2 separate regions of the Mus musculus genome follow, and region 2 is linked to region 1. A link is a loop called in an ENCODE intact Hi-C map of the cell type or tissue named here. Cell type or tissue: heart. All regions are shown on one strand. Each heading gives the region's core, and the rest is flanking DNA. Links, peaks and the distances in the headings are about the cores only. Region 1 holds the start of Abce1 (ATP-binding cassette, sub-family E (OABP), member 1). Region 2 holds the start of Usp38 (ubiquitin specific peptidase 38).

The links. Hi-C counts contacts between places; a loop is a spot of excess contacts. Peaks named below come from ENCODE experiments on the same cell type or tissue, not always from the same donor. Only the 100,000 strongest peaks of a DNase experiment are listed, where the experiment ranks them.
Region 2: it touches region 1 in a loop (3-fold over the local background); 7 of 42 quality-filtered maps call a loop at or near these places.

Annotation. Positions count from the first base shown.
Region 1 is chr8:79,710,362-79,713,252 of GRCm38, reverse strand. It overlaps Abce1 (ATP-binding cassette, sub-family E (OABP), member 1), which reads left to right and starts at 1,513. Exons shown (of 18, transcript NM_015751.2): 1 at 1,513-1,710. It overlaps Anapc10 (anaphase promoting complex subunit 10), which reads right to left and starts at 1,490. Exons shown (of 5, transcript NM_001357234.1): 1 at 1,409-1,490; 2 at 1-100. The coding sequence starts at 88. In heart, for the core only: no CTCF peak of the experiment used is centred there; a DNase peak (open chromatin) is centred at 1,522; H3K4me3 peaks cover 2,246 bases; H3K27ac peaks cover 1,564 bases.
Region 2 is chr8:81,013,819-81,016,652 of GRCm38, reverse strand. It overlaps Usp38 (ubiquitin specific peptidase 38), which reads left to right and starts at 1,747. Exons shown (of 10, transcript NM_027554.2): 1 at 1,747-2,834. The coding sequence starts at 2,217. In heart, for the core only: no CTCF peak of the experiment used is centred there; DNase peaks (open chromatin) are centred at 1,602 and 2,712; H3K4me3 peaks cover 2,167 bases; H3K27ac peaks cover 2,018 bases.

The sequences.
Region 1 (2,891 bases), core at 1-2,500:
CAGCCTGAGACCCAATTTCCCTGACTGTTGCTGTCCTCTCCAACTGCTTAGGATCAGCACCAGGAGGTGTCTTGTTCGGTGTGGTCATTTTTAAATTATTCTATAGAGAGACAAGCAATATACATTCTACCATGCCATGACAATCCTTCTGCAAAAATATAAAAACAGAATTTCAGTGCCCAGCGTTGTGGCACATATCTGTAATCCTAGTACTCAGGGAGGCAAAGGCTGCAGAAGCACAAGAATCTGAGTTCCAGGTCAACCTGGTCGACCACAGTGAGCTCCAGGACTACACAGAGATACCTGTTTGGTTTCAGACCCGGGACCAGGGAATGAGATGCATATTTTAAATACCAAAGCAGGACCTGGCTTCCAGGTTCTCCCAGCATCCCTCAGTCCCTATCTGGATATCCTGCCTGGAACCTTGAACTTTCCAGCCCAAGGGCTGGGCTGCCCTTCCCCCAGAGGTTTCTCCCTATATAAACCAGACGTTTTGGTCTCTCTTCCTGTTTTCCACTTCTTTCTCTGCGTGCACTCAACCCCTTCTCTCTTTCCTACCCCCCCCCCCCCCCCCCGCTTCCCCATGGAGATTTCCCTGGCCTTCGTCCTTGGGGCTAGTGAACTCGCCCATCTAAGATCAGCTTCCCAATAAACCTGCATTTAATATACTCTAATCTGGCTTAAACTGGCTAATTTCACTGACGGCAAAGAAATAAGCTATCAATACTCTGTCTACAGAAATATATCAAAAAAAAAAAATAAAGTAAAATTTCAATGGCAAAATAATCACTCATATTTCCTTCATCCTCCTTACCTTTTGTTAATCCTAGTAAATCTATGAAAAGTATGAAAAAAAAACTTCTTGGAGAGTGAAAACCATGTTAAATTGTTTCGGTGACTTTTATGGCTACTTTACACTATTGTAAATTATACTTATAATAAATTCCATAAAGTTCTGCTACAAGGCTAACATAACTATAGACCACCACCTTGACACGTCCCTTTGGATTCCAAACTATCCTTATAACCACCGCACAAACAATAATAATTTATAATTTACATAATCACAGAGACATACATTCCGTTAAAACATGAATACCATGCCATTGGAGATGTAGGGGGAGAGGGGCGGCCCATCTCGACACGGGAACAAAATTCAAAGAACAGCCAAGTAGATGAGACAAAACGCTAGGGAAGAAATGGGTTCCTGGCCTTAAACAGTAATACTGAAGGAGCTGAGAATTAGACTTGGGATCCTGCCTACCACCTCCGTCTTACCGGATTAGCAAGGCCCACAAAGCCTGAGGAGACAGCAAGCCTAACGCCGCCGAGACTAGGGAGAAGGGCTCTACCTGCGCCCGCTAGCACACAGTTCTCTAAACCGAGGGAGAGCCGCTGTCTTACACACCTGATTCGCCACAATTCCGGTTCTCAGGCCCCCGCCACTCCCACTGCGGCTCGACGATTCTAGGCTCCCTCAGTTCATTGGCGTCGCGGCGCAATGACGTCACCAACGTCATCACTCCCTCCAGGGCGCCGACTCTGCGCTCTGTCGCGCACGCGCACTATGCCCTCATGCCTTGCGCGAGGCGGCGGCTGTGCACCGCCATCTTTGCCGGTGGCGGTAAGAACACGCTGTGTGCTAAGACCTGACGGCTAGCGCTGCTTTGGCTACTGCACGCCCCGCTGTAAGGGGCCCGCTGTCTCCAGGTACGAGAATTCGCGGGAGAGGTTTGGTGTTAGGCGGCCGGCTGCCACCTTGGGAAGACTCTTAGGGACACAGTCGGAACGCCTGTAAGTTAGGCCTCAGTAGCGGAGACCGTAGCGCGTGGCAACCGGCTCCAGCTGCACATCTGGGACGCCGGAGCGTTCCGCGCGCGTCCGTTCGGCCATCCCGGCCTCAGGGCGTCTGTATTCCAGACACGGCCCGCTGCCACGAGAACGGTCGCAGATGCCATAGCCTCTGCTCGCCACCCTCCACTGCCCCTTCCCCCCACCCCCGCTCCCACCCTCAAGCTAACCCTTCTGTGGAGGACGCTCCGCACCCAGCAGATCCCCCAAGCTTCCCCTCACAGTCAGACGGCTATGTTGGCATTTGGTTGTAAGAAGTAATCCTTTTTTTTTTTTTTTAATAATTGTGGACTGACTCATAGCATCTTGCCGCCATGAAGTCCAGTGCTCCTAGTCCAGTCCCAGACTTTATGGAAATGATAGGCAAACGTTCTATCTTTCTCATAGAGCGACGTGTTCTCAGTTGGGACTGCGGTTAGTAGACCAAGTGAGTTTCCGAGTTGAGTGCCTGTCTTTAGGACTTCCGAGAAGCACTTTGTAGCACCCTGTCCTCTTCCCATTAGTGACTTAATCTCTTGTTTATTACCTCTTCGGCTTCTTGACATCAGGGATGCTGTCTTCAAAATGCCTTTAAATATCCTTTCTAGGCTTAATACATTGTAGGTATTTAGTATGTGTTGCAAATAAATGATGGTCAAAGGTGAATTTCTGAACCTCAAGAGCTACATAAGTATTTTCTCTATTTTGATGGTAAAAATGGTAACTAAGGAATAGCTGTCAAAAAGCTTTTATTGCTTTGCCCTTTCTTCCAAGGGACTACAAACTACGGAGTTAGAGTAACATTTGTATTGTAGCCTATGGTCCTGTATGCTGAAAGTAGTCACCCTGTGTCTGTCAGTTGATAATGTATTCACTATAATCAAAAAGCTTAAATATTTTTGAACCAAAATGTATTTAAGGTTTTATCTTTTCATAGCACTGCTTAGCTCACCTCTATAAATGAAACAACAAAGACAAAAATATGTTTCAGAAAAACATTCTAAGTGTTTTCAGATCTTTTTGTATTCCTAAAAGTTTTTCCTGTAATAATTCCTCTTCAG
Region 2 (2,834 bases), core at 335-2,834, 1.3 Mb before region 1:
ACCACCTGGGTGACCCTTACACATTACCACGTAGAGCTGCAGCTCGAGATCTAGCCTTGGCTATCTCTGGAACACAGTTTCTTTGTGCTCTCAGAAAACACTTCCCAGAAGATTTCACTTCAGTGACGCTGGTCTCTTCGTAATCACCACTAATTTCTTAGCTCCAGCTACCAGCATCAATTGTCCCAGTAATCCCTTCTTTAAAGCCAGAGCCACATGGCCAAAGCTGCCAAGTTCTGCTGCTTGCTGAAGCTGGAATGTGTCCTCCCACCTCCACCATGTTCTATTATCAGCTTTCTGTTTTCTAACTCCCTCTCTGCCTAAGTTTGGGTTTCCTGAAATGAACTCAGAGACCTACATGGCTGTCTCTTGTAATGCTGGAACTAAAGGCATGTACCACCAGGCCTGGAGTTAAGCTCTTCACCTAGAACCTGCTTGTCCCAGGCTGGCCTTGAACTCAGAGATCTGCTTGGCCTTATCTCCATGGATTAAAGGTGTATGCCACTATGCCTGGGTCTAAATTTAGCTGAGAAGGATCTTGCTTATACACTGAACACTGAATACAAAAGCTCACTATTTTTTATTTTTTCCAGACATGGTTTCTCTGTGTAGCCCTGGCTGTCCTGGAACTCACTCTGTAGACCAGGCTGGCCTCGAACTCAGAAATCCACTTGCCTCTGCCTCCCAAGTGCTGGGATTAAAAGCGAGCACCACCACCACCCGCTAAAAAATCTATTCTTACAACAACCTTGTTTTGAATCACCACTAAATATATGAGCCACCAGTACTCTCTCTACATTAGCAATTGTTTCAGAGGAAAAACCCAGCCATTTAAGGCATTGGAGTATGTCTGGGCCTAACAAGGTCTTTAGAAAGATTTCCCCCAAAGCTTGGTTTGTTTGTTTGTTTGTTTTCTTATACTTTCCTCCATTCCTCAACTAGTGCTCTTCTCGCGTTTCCAAAATTTTCTCAGACACAAGATTTTAAACAATTAATAGCACTTCCTCGAATTGTCTTCATAAGCAACATGTCTCAGACTATGACATAGTAAAAGTTCCTCCATTTTGTCTCAGGTGGAGCCATCTTTGGTTTACCCGGAAACTGACACCATCATTCCCTGATGAAAGTGAAAAGTCCTGTACCCCAACTCTGTCCTAGAAACTCGGGGAAATGCCTCAGGCAACTGCACGTTTTGGGCTTCTAGTAAGCTGCTTGCTTACTTTATTTCCCTGCCAACGGCAAACAAGGAAGTAGTGTTTCCGTGTTCTCTGCCTTTTACAGCTCCCTGCACAGTGCGTTCTTCCGGCTGCTCTGAGAGAAGGGTTTCCCCCCGGCAGTCGCCGGCGGCTCAGTATAGACTCTCGGTTCGCTCGCGCTGAGTGGTCTCTGAGTTTCTAACCCTCACCACTGACGGAATCCACGTCCGGCGACAAGAACCTCAGAGCTCAGAGTAGGCTCCCTGAGCAGCGCCTCCGGAAGTCCGCCAGTGACGTACCACACAGTCTCCAGTGACGTGAGAGTGGCCGCGTGACTCACTCCGTGCCTCTGCGCCTGCGCGCCAGGGAAGGGGGCGCGGCCTATCGGGGGAGGAGCTACATGGAGAAGGGGGAGGGGCGGGGCCAGCAGGAAATGGGTCGAACGTAGCCGGGAAAGGACCGGAAAAAAGTGGGCGGGGCGAGGGCGGACCTATCCGCTGTACCTCGGAGCTTCACTTCCTATTCGCCAGTATTTCTGCTTCCGGGTTCAGGGTGTTCCGCGCCTCCGGCTCCTCTCCTTGGCAGATCGAGGTACTCGCATTGACAGTGCCTCCTGACTCAACCCAGGGCGACTTTTAACTGCCCACCCGCGGGAGCCGGGGCTCCGCACTGACCCGGGACACGAAGGCGCTCCTCACCTTCCAGCTCAGCCTGGAGGGTCCCTGCGCCCGGAGGCTGGGAGAGGTCGCGGGCCCAGCGAGGCAGCCTTATGCGGACCTCCGGCCCCTGAGGCGGACCGCGGGGACCCGCAGCCTTTCGGCGTCCCAGAATCGCTCGCTCCCGTCCCGGCTCGGATGGGCCTTCCCACTCGATAAATGTGGCTGCTGAGGCGGCGGTGGCGGTGGCCGGTCCTGCTGCTGGTTGGCTCCAAGTTCCTCCCCGCCGGGGCGCTTTGCTGCCCCCCGGGGCTGCCGCTGCCAGCTCTTTATCCCCAGGGCCTGGCCTTGCAGAGTGGCGACGATGGACAAGATTCTGGAAGGCCTGGTGAGCTCCTCGCACCCGCTGCCCCTCAAGCGGATGATTGTGCGGAAGGTGGTGGAGTTCGCGGAGCATTGGCTCGACGAGGCGCAGTGCGAGGCCATGTTTGACCTGACGACCCGCCTCATCCTGGAGGGCCAGGACCCTTTCCAGCGACAAGTGGGCCACCAGGTGCTGGAGGCCTACGCGCGGTACCACCGGCCGGAGTTCGAGTCCTTCTTCAACAAGACTTTCGTGTTGGGCCTCCTTCAGCAGGGCTACCACTCAGTGGACAGGAAGGACGTCGCCATCCTGGACTACATTCACAACGGCCTGAAGCTGATTATGAGCTGCCCGTCGGTGCTGGATCTCTTCAGCCTGCTCCAGGTGGAGGTCCTGCGAATGGTTTGCGAGAGGCCGGAGCCAGTGCTCTGTGCCCGGCTGAGCGACCTCCTGACCGATTTCGTGCAGTGCGTCCCCAAAGGGAAACTGTCAGTTACCTTCTGTCAACAGCTGGTTCGAACGATAGGTCATTTCCAGTGCGTGTCCACTCAGGAGAAGGAACTACGGGAGTATGTCTCCCAGGTAACGAAAGTGAGTACCTTACTACAGAATATTTGG